Regions from separate parts of the Homo sapiens genome. Here region 1 is linked to region 2. A link is an interaction called in ENCODE POLR2A ChIA-PET data of the cell type or tissue named here. Cell type or tissue: K562. All regions are shown on one strand. Links, peaks and the distances in the headings refer to the core of each region. The heading gives the core; the rest is flanking DNA.

Region 1 (4,390 bases), core at 144-4,143, 1.4 Mb before region 2:
TCTATCCCAACTCACACATACCTCCCCCAGCCCTTCTCCTGTCCGGCCCCATGCATGCCAACCAAGACCAAGCTGGAGACCCCACCCCTCTCCCCACCGGGTGCTCAGGCTCAGCCTCACTCAGCAGCTGCTGCTCCTGCCCCAGTCCCACTCACTCCATGTTTCTCATCCCCTGGCTCTGGTCACACTGAGCAGATAACCCAACTCAGGGCTGAAGAAGCCTTGCCCGATTTGTTCCTGTCCATGGGGACAGAGTCCACTTTACGCTGGCAGGAGGTGAGTCACACCACCTCACACTTCTGGGGACCGTTCCCTCACCTCTAGTCCAGAGACCTCACAGGCAGGCAGCCCAGTCAAAGCCTCCTCTCTCCCATGGGTCCTTGAGCAATCCGAGCCCCTTCCTGAGGCTTCACAGTGGCCAAAAGAACATTCTGTGATGATAGAGGCATGCCTTGTACATACTCTCCAATACCATTGCTACTAGCCCCATGTGGCTATTGAGTATTTGAAACATAACTAGTGTGATTCAGGAGCTGAATTTTTTTTTTTTTTGAGTTTCGCTCTTGTCACCCAGGCTGGAGTGCAATGGGGCGATCTTGCTCACTACAACCTCCGCCTCCTGGGTTCAAGCAATTATCCTGCCTCAGCCTCCCCCGTAGCTGGGATTACAGGCACCTGCCACCACGCCCAGCTAATTTTTAGTTTAGTTTCGTTTTGTTTGGATTTTTAGTAGAGACTGGGTTTCACCATGTTGGCTAGGCTGGTCTTGAACTCCTGACCTCAGGTGATCTCCCTGTCTTGGCCTCCCAAAGTGCGGGGATTACAGGCGTGAGCCACTGCACCTGGCACAGGAGCTGTATTTTTTACTTTATTGAATTTTAACTAATTTAAATTTAAATAGCCACATTGCCATGTGGCTGTTGGCACCCATATTAGATCACAGGTCTAAGCAGATAGCCCTGGGCTCATCTGTCACCACTTTTTCTCCTAAACCTCTGTGCTCCAACTCTTGAAGGGCCCAACCCTTTGCACAGATAGTTCCCTCCACCTGTAGTGCCCTTCTCTGATCCAGGACGAAATTTTTGCAGCCTTGAAGCCTCAGTTTCATTGCTTTCCACTCTTTAAAAGGAAAGTCTTCTTAGACCACTCCCAAAATTATTACACCTTCATCCTGCTCTTCCTAGCCAAGGGTGCCTCTGGGTCTGTTTCTGCTGTAGCCCCTCAGTCCCTGGATGCCTGGCCCTGAGGTCCTCTTCCTATTCGAAGCTCCCGGCACAGGTAGGGCTTCGCAGAGCAAGGGGCACAAGGGGTGGACATAAAACAAAAGTCCCCTTGCCAGCTGGGGACAATCACTCTTTGCTTTTAACAATTTGGGGGACTTTCCAGACCAGGCCCCACAGAGGCAGAAAGCCCCTTTCCCACTTAGCACTGCAGAAGCTCTAGTCCTAGCTACGTGGGAGGCTGAGGCAGGAGGATTCTGCTTGCCTCAGCCTCACCCACTTCGTATCCCTAGCAAAACTCTGCCAAGAGCTACCTAACCTGCTCTCCAGGAGCAAAGAAAAAAAAATCCCCAAACCCAAAACAATAACAAACTCCTTACCTCCCCCTCACAGCCTCCTGGAAATACTGCCCTGTCCCGCCCAGCCCTCCCTTCATTTATTTCCAGCCCCCATGAAGCTCCTCCCCAGCCTTCAGCCCCAGCTGGGGAAAAGAGCTTGGGGTGAGAGCTGCAAGCCAGCCTGACTTCCAGAAAAGGCCTAAAAGGAGGGGAGAAGGCATGTTTCGAAAGCTTTGGCAAAATGGATGGCCCATGACATGAGATCAAGCACAGAGGGCACAGAAAGCAGGCAGATGTGGGTTGTGGTCCCAACTCCACCCCATATCAGCTTGCTTGAGCTTAGACAGATCACTTGACTTCTGTGAGCCCGTTTCTCTTCTCTGTGTAATGACGATAATGATTCTTGTTTTATAGGGTAGTGGTGAGGATTAGTGACAATAAAAGTAAAGGGGCACAGTGGCTCATGCCTATAATCCCAGTGTTTTGGGAGGCTGAGGCGGGAGGATTGCTTGAGGACAGGGGTTGGAGGACAGCCTGGGCAATAGAGTGAGACCCTGTCTCTGAAAAAAAAAAAAAAAAAGAAAAGAAAAGAAAAAAGAAAAAAGTAGCCTGGGTGCCGTGGCTCACGCCTGTAATCCCAGCACTTTGGGAGGCCGAGGCAGGTGGATCACTTGAGGTCAGGAGTTTGAGACCAGCATGGCCAACATGGTGAAGCCCCGTCTCTACTAAAAATAGAAAAATGAGCCAGGCGTGGTGGTGTGTGCCTGTAATCCCAGCTATCTGGGAGGCTGAGGCAGGAGAATCGCTTGAGCCTGGGAGGCAGAGGTTGCGGTGAGCTTAGATCACACCACTGCACTCCATTCTGGGTGACAGAGTGAGACCCTGTCTCAAAAAAAAAAAAAAAAAAAAAAAAGTCCGGGCACGGTGGCTCACACCTCTAATCCCAGAACTTTGGGAGGCCGAGGTGGGCAGATCACAAGGTCAAGAGTTCGAGACCAGCTTGGTCAATATGGCGAAAACCCCATCTCTACTAAATATACAAAAATTAGCCGTGCGTGGTGGTGGGTGCCTGAAATCCCAGCTACTCAGGAGGCTGAGGCAGGAGAATCATTTGAACCCGGGAGGCAGAGGTTGCAGTGAGCCGAGATCACGCCACTGCACTCCAGCCTGGGTGACAGAGTGAGACTCTGTCTCAAAAAAATAAAAATAAATAAAAATAAAGGCTTTGCAAACATAAACACTCAATGGATCGAAGTGATTATTAGTATTACTGATAATTTTTTATTTTTATTTTATTATTTTTAATTTTTTTGTCTTTTTCTCAATTTGATAATGTACATATTAAATCATAGCAGAGAGTAAGACAAGCTGAAATGTGGAGTGGTTAAGAGTGTAAGATCTCTGACCCAGCAGTTCCACTTCTGTGTGTGTGCGTGTGGTGTATGTGTGTCATACAGAGCACACCTGTTGTCCCAGCTGCTCAGAAGGAGGCTGATGCAGGAGGATCACTTGAGCCCAGGAATTAAAATTTAGCCTGAGTAACATAGGGAGACCCTGTCTTTACAAAAGAAAAGAAACAAAACCAAAACCAAACAAAATTACATATATATGTGTATATATATACACACACACATATATATATACACATACATATCCAAAAGAAATGAAAAATATGTCTACACAAAAACTTGTATGTGAATATCCATAGGATTATTCGTAATAGCCAAAAGGTAGAAACACATGAATGTTCAATTTATAAATCGATTTTTTAAATGTGCCTATCCATACATGGCATATTATTTATCAAAAAGGATCCATACTACCACATGGAGGAACCTTGCAAACAGTACAGAAAGTAGACAAAGCCAGTCACAGGAATCATATACATATTGTATGATTCCACTTATATGAAATGTCTAGAATAGGCAAATCTATATAAAGACAAAGTAGGGCCGGGCGCGGTGGCTCACGCCTGTAATCTCAGCACTTTGGGAGGCTGAGGTGGGCGGATCACGAGGTCAGAAGATCGAGACCATCCTGGCTAACACGGTGAAACCCGGTCTCTACTAAAAATACAAAAAATTAGCCGGGCGTGGTGGCGGGCGCCTGTAGTCCCAGCTACTCGGGAGGCTGAGGCAGGAGAATGGCGTGAACCCGGGAGGCGGAGCTTGCAGTGAGCCGAGATCGCACCACTACACTCCAGCCTTGGGCGACAGAGCGAGACTCCGCCTCCAAAAAAAAAAAAAAAAAAAAAAAGACAAAATGGGTTAGTGGTTGCTTCGGGCTGGGAGTAGGGGATGGGAGGGGAATGGGGAGTGGCTGCTAATTAGTACAGGGTTTCTTTCAGGGTTTTCTTTTCTTTTTTTTTTTTTTCTTTTCTTTTTGAAACGGAGTCTCGCTCTGTCGCCCAGGCTGGAGTGCAGTGGCACCATCTCCGCTCACTGCAAGCTCCGCCCCCCAGGTTCCCGCCATTCTCCTGCCTCAGCCTCTAGAGCAGCTGGGACTACAGGCGCCCGCCACCACGCCCGGCTAATTTTTTGTATTTTTAGTAGAGACGGGGTTTCACCGTGTTAGCCAGGATGGTCTCGATCTCCTGACCTCATGACCCACCCGGCTGGGCATCCCAAAGTTCTAGGATTACAGGCAGGAGCCACCGCACCCAGCCTTTTCTTTTTCTTTTCTTTCTTTTTTTTTTTTTTGAGACAGAGCATTGCTCTGTCACTCAGGCTGGAGTGCAGTGGCACGATCTCGCCTCACTGCAAGCTCCGCCTCCCGGGTTCACGCCATTTTCCTGCCTCAGCCTCCCCAGTAGCTGGGACTACAGGTGCCTGC
Region 2 (4,390 bases), core at 203-4,202:
ACTCCAATTCCAGTGTTCCAGAAGAGAGAACTGGGCTGACTGGTTTGTTCTGGGTCAGAGATAACTTCTGGTTCAATCACGTGTGCCCAGGGGTCAGGGTTACATAGTATAACTGTGGCTGCCAGAGCCCACCCTAGGTGAAATGATGGTTCTCAGAGAGGAGGCTTGACTTGAGCTGGGAAAATACCCCAAAAGGTGTCCACTCCTGGGTCATTATCTCATATTCAGCATTCTGCATCCCCTATGAACCAGCTTGAGGTTTCTACCTGGGGGCTTACAAAATTTATTTTGTTTACCCTGTGTAGTGTTCAAGAAGACAAATGAAACAATTGAATAATTGACAGCATTTAAAAACTAAAATATTTCATGTAAAAACTCCAGATTTTGTGTTTCCTTTTAAAAACAGGCAGATCTGAGTCTGCAGCAGTTGGTAGAATGTGAGTGGCAGCTGCCCTCTTCAAGCAGAGGACAGGCTCTCCAGGTTGCCCCGATCCCTACCACTCCCTCTTGCTCCACACACAGTCCTCTGTTCTTAGTAGCTTTTCTTCTCTGACTCTGTAGCCTCTTTGCACATGTACCTCCACCCCTGGAAAACCCACTGGGGCCACTACCTGCCCGCAAGGTCATCTGCCTCTTGCATCTTACCCAGAGGCTGACTCTTAAGCCAGAACTCCTCCAGATTCTAAGTCAGTTAGGTTCCTGTAATACTAGGCCCATAATGGCATTTTGCTATTTGCAGTCTGCTCTGTTCATCACAACCAGTGGCACTGATAAGCCTGGGTGTTTCATGGAAATTATGACCTGGCCAGACTTAATGAGATTATGCAGTACTGGAGCACCCTCATGCATGACACCTCTTTCTCAGAATTAGATCAAAGAAATTAATGTTCTGACTTACTTGACTAGAATAACCAGCCTACAAATGATGAAGAGGATAGAGAAGTTTGGACTGGGGAGTAGCAGGTGAGGCAGTTTAGAATGAATCAAGAAAGGAATCCCAAACTCTCACTTTGTACTAGAGAAAATAAAAGATGTGCTAAGCATGTGGAAAACATTTCTTTATTTTTATTTTTTTATTGAAGGAATCTATATTTTGTTTTTTTCAAAATGAATGCAGTTAGCTCTTATTTTCCCTATTATAAAATAAAGACAATCTCATTGTTGAAATCCTGAGAAATACCAAATATAATAAGTATCATCCAGTACCCAGAGAAAACCATGGTTGATGTAACATAACAAAGATTCACCCTGGATAGAAGCCTGTTAGTTAACAGAATTGACATTGTCCTGTACAAACAAACCACGTACGTCTTCTATAAATTTCATCATAAGCATTTTACCACCTAATTGCTGGTGCTCTGTAATGATTATCAAGGACCCCATGATATTCTATTCTGTAGCCACTGAGAGTTGAAGCCAGCTGGACTCCCTGGGTGGAGTGGGAACTTGGAGAACTTTTCTGTCTTACAAGAGGATTGTAAAACGCACCAATCAGCACTCGGTAGCTAGGAGTGTAAAACGCACCAATCAGCACTCTGTAGCTAGCAATGGGATTATAAAATGCACCACTCAGGCTGGGCACGGTGGCTCACGCCTGTAATCCCAGCACTTTGGCAGGCCGAGGCGGGTGGATCACGAGGTCAGGAGATCGAAACCATCCTGGCTAACACAGTGAAACCTTGTCTCTACTGAAAATACAAAAAAAAATTAGCTGGGTGTGGTAGCGGGCGCCTGTGGTCCCAGCTACTCCGGAGGCTGAGCCAGGAGAATGGCGCAAACCTGGGAGGTGGAGCTTGCAGTGAGCCGAGATGGCGCCACTGCATTCCAGCCTGGGGGACAGAGCGAGACTCCGTTTCAAAAAAAAAAAAAAATGCACCAATCAGTGCTCTCTAAAACATAAAACACACCAATCAGCGCTCTGTAAAACGCACCAATCAGCACTCTGCAAAATGTACCAGTGGGCGCTCTCTAAAATGCACCAGTCAGCAGGAGTCTAAAAGTAGCCAATAGTGGGGACGACTGAAAAAAGGGCACTCTGATAGGACAAAAACGGAACATGGGAGGGGACAAATACGGGAATAAAAGCTAGTCACCCCAGCCAGCAGAGGCAATCCGCTTGGGTCACCTTCTAGGCTGTAGAAGGTTTCTTCTTTTGCTCTTCACAGTAAATGTTGCTGCTCACTCTTTGGGTCCTTGCCATCTTTAAGAGCTCTAACACTTGGCCGGGTGCGGTGGCTCATGCCTGTAATCCCAGCACTTTGGGAGGCCAAGGCAGGCGGATCAGGAGGTCAGGAGATCAAGACCATCCTGGCTAACATGGTGAAACCCCGTCTCTACTAAAAATTCAAAAAATTAGCCGGCCATGGTGGCGGGTGCCTGTACTCCCAGATATTCGGGGAGGCTGTGTCAGGAGAATGGTGTGAACCTGGAAGGCAGAGCTTGCAGTAGCCAAGATCATGCCACTGCACTCCAGCCTGGGCAACAGAGCCAGACTCCGTCTCAAAAAAAAAAAAAAAAAAAAAAAAAAAAAGCTGTAACACTCACTGCAAAGGTCTGCGTCGCCATTCTTGAAGTCAGCGACACCAGGAACCTGCCGGAAGGAACCAACTCCGGACACACTACCTCAAGATACATTTAGTTCCCAAATGCCAGCTCATTTCTCTTTATTTTCTATCATAAATAATGTTGCAGTGAGCGTCTTTGTGCATAAATCTTTATTTACATTTTAGATTACCATGAGATAAATTTTTAACTATAAAGTGTTCAGGGAAAAGTAGAAAAGTGGACCAAAAGGTATGGTACAATATTCGTCAATGGGATAAATCCTACCTCAAACTTCTTTAAGTCTGAACTTCTTTTGAAAATTATGCTTACACTTTCTGCACTTAGTACATCTCCCCTGGCTTCTGCTGTTCTGTATTGGTTTGGGTCTCTCTTTTTTTTTTCCTTTTTTTAGATGGAGTCTTGCTCTGTCACCAGGCTGGAGTGCAGTGGCATGATCTTGGCTCACTGCAACCTCTGCCTCCTGGGTTCAAGTGATTCTCCTGCCTCACCCTCCCCAGTAGCTGGGACTACAGGTGCCTGCCACCACGCCTGGCTAATTTTTGTATTTTTAGTGGAGACGGGGTTTCGCAATGCTGGCCAGGCTGGTCTCAAACTGCTGACCTCAGGCAATCCACCTGCTTTGGCCTCCCAAAGTGCTGGGATTACAGGTGTGAGCCCCTGCGCCCGACCCTGGGTCTTGTTTTTTCAGGGCTCATCCAGTAAACCTCTGTTGAGCACCTATCATGTGCCAGCCTGGTGCCAGGCTCAGGAGAAATGATGGCAAGCGAAAATGCAGGGTCCCTGCTGTCAGCGAATGGGATGTCCCCATGGTGTTGCACTTCAGAGACAGAAATAGTGGACATCCTCCATGCCCTGGAGTTGCTCCCCATTTAGTTGGAGGAGAATCAGCTAAAGAATGATAATCCCACAAGAAAGTTGATAAAAGAGGAGCATGTTAGAAGTTGAGGATACCAAGAGAAAGGAACAAGTAAGAGTTTCAAGGCAAAAGAATGTTCCAGGCAGGGAAATGGCATCAACGTGTAAAGAAGCTTACTTACACCTTGGCCCCAGCGTGTGCTTCCAGACTCATCGTTCTGTGCTCTAGGCACTTCCAATGACTCCTCCCAATTCCTCAAACTCAGCTGTGTACTTTGAGTCTTTCTTCTACTGAGCCTTAAATACCTCTTTCTTCCTGCTGGAGAAATTCCACCCATCCTTCAAAGCCTGGCTTGCATATCACTTCTTCTCTGATGTCCTTTCTGACGTCCGCATTTTGCCTTGAGAGAGGCAGTTCTTCCCTCTGCTGTCCAGCTACCTGCCTTGATCTTATACCAGTCACCACGTTTGTCCCAGCTGAATTCTAGGGTTTTTAATTTAATTGTTTTGATGCTGTTTATCTTGTGTATTTCTTCGCATGCTAATTTATCAACTCTTTGAAGTCAGGGACAGTGTATCAATTAGGATTCGAGTTGGCTGTATGTGATAGAAAACACTAGCTAACAATGGCTTCCATGAAATAGACGTGAGGTCCAGAGGTGGGCAGTCCTCGCTGATATGGCAGCCCCATGATCATCAGGGACCTCAAGTCTGTCCCGATGGCTGCTTCACTTTCCTAATTGTGTGGCTTTTCCTTATGGTCCCAAGATGGCTGCTTAAGCACTACTCATCATATCCACAATCCAGCCAGCTAGAAGAATGAAAGGCCAAAGAAAAGTACACACCTTTATTTTAAGGCTGTTTTCTGGAAGTTGCAAACAACACTTGCATTTACATTCCATTGGAATTTAGTCACATGGTCACACCCAGCTACAAAGGAGTCTGGGAAATGTAGTTTCTATTCCAGGCA

Evidence for each region. ChIA-PET counts read pairs that join two places held together with the same protein. Peaks named below come from ENCODE experiments on the same cell type or tissue, not always from the same donor. Only the 100,000 strongest peaks of a DNase experiment are listed, where the experiment ranks them.
Region 1: POLR2A ChIA-PET joins it to region 2 with 5 read pairs; 1 of 35 experiments calls an interaction of 5 or more read pairs at or near these places.

Annotation. Positions count from the first base shown.
Region 1 is chr3:9,878,624-9,883,013 of GRCh38, forward strand. It overlaps CIDEC (cell death inducing DFFA like effector c), which reads right to left and starts at 1,630. Exons shown (of 7, transcript NM_001321142.2): 1 at 1,601-1,630; 2 at 319-431. In K562, for the core only: no CTCF peak of the experiment used is centred there; DNase peaks (open chromatin) are centred at 300 and 1,658.
Region 2 is chr3:11,239,980-11,244,369 of GRCh38, forward strand. The region is part of intron 1 of HRH1 (histamine receptor H1); the gene reads left to right. Among named protein-coding and RNA genes, the nearest start is that of ATG7, 30 kb to the right of the region's middle. In K562, for the core only: no CTCF peak of the experiment used is centred there; a DNase peak (open chromatin) is centred at 1,979.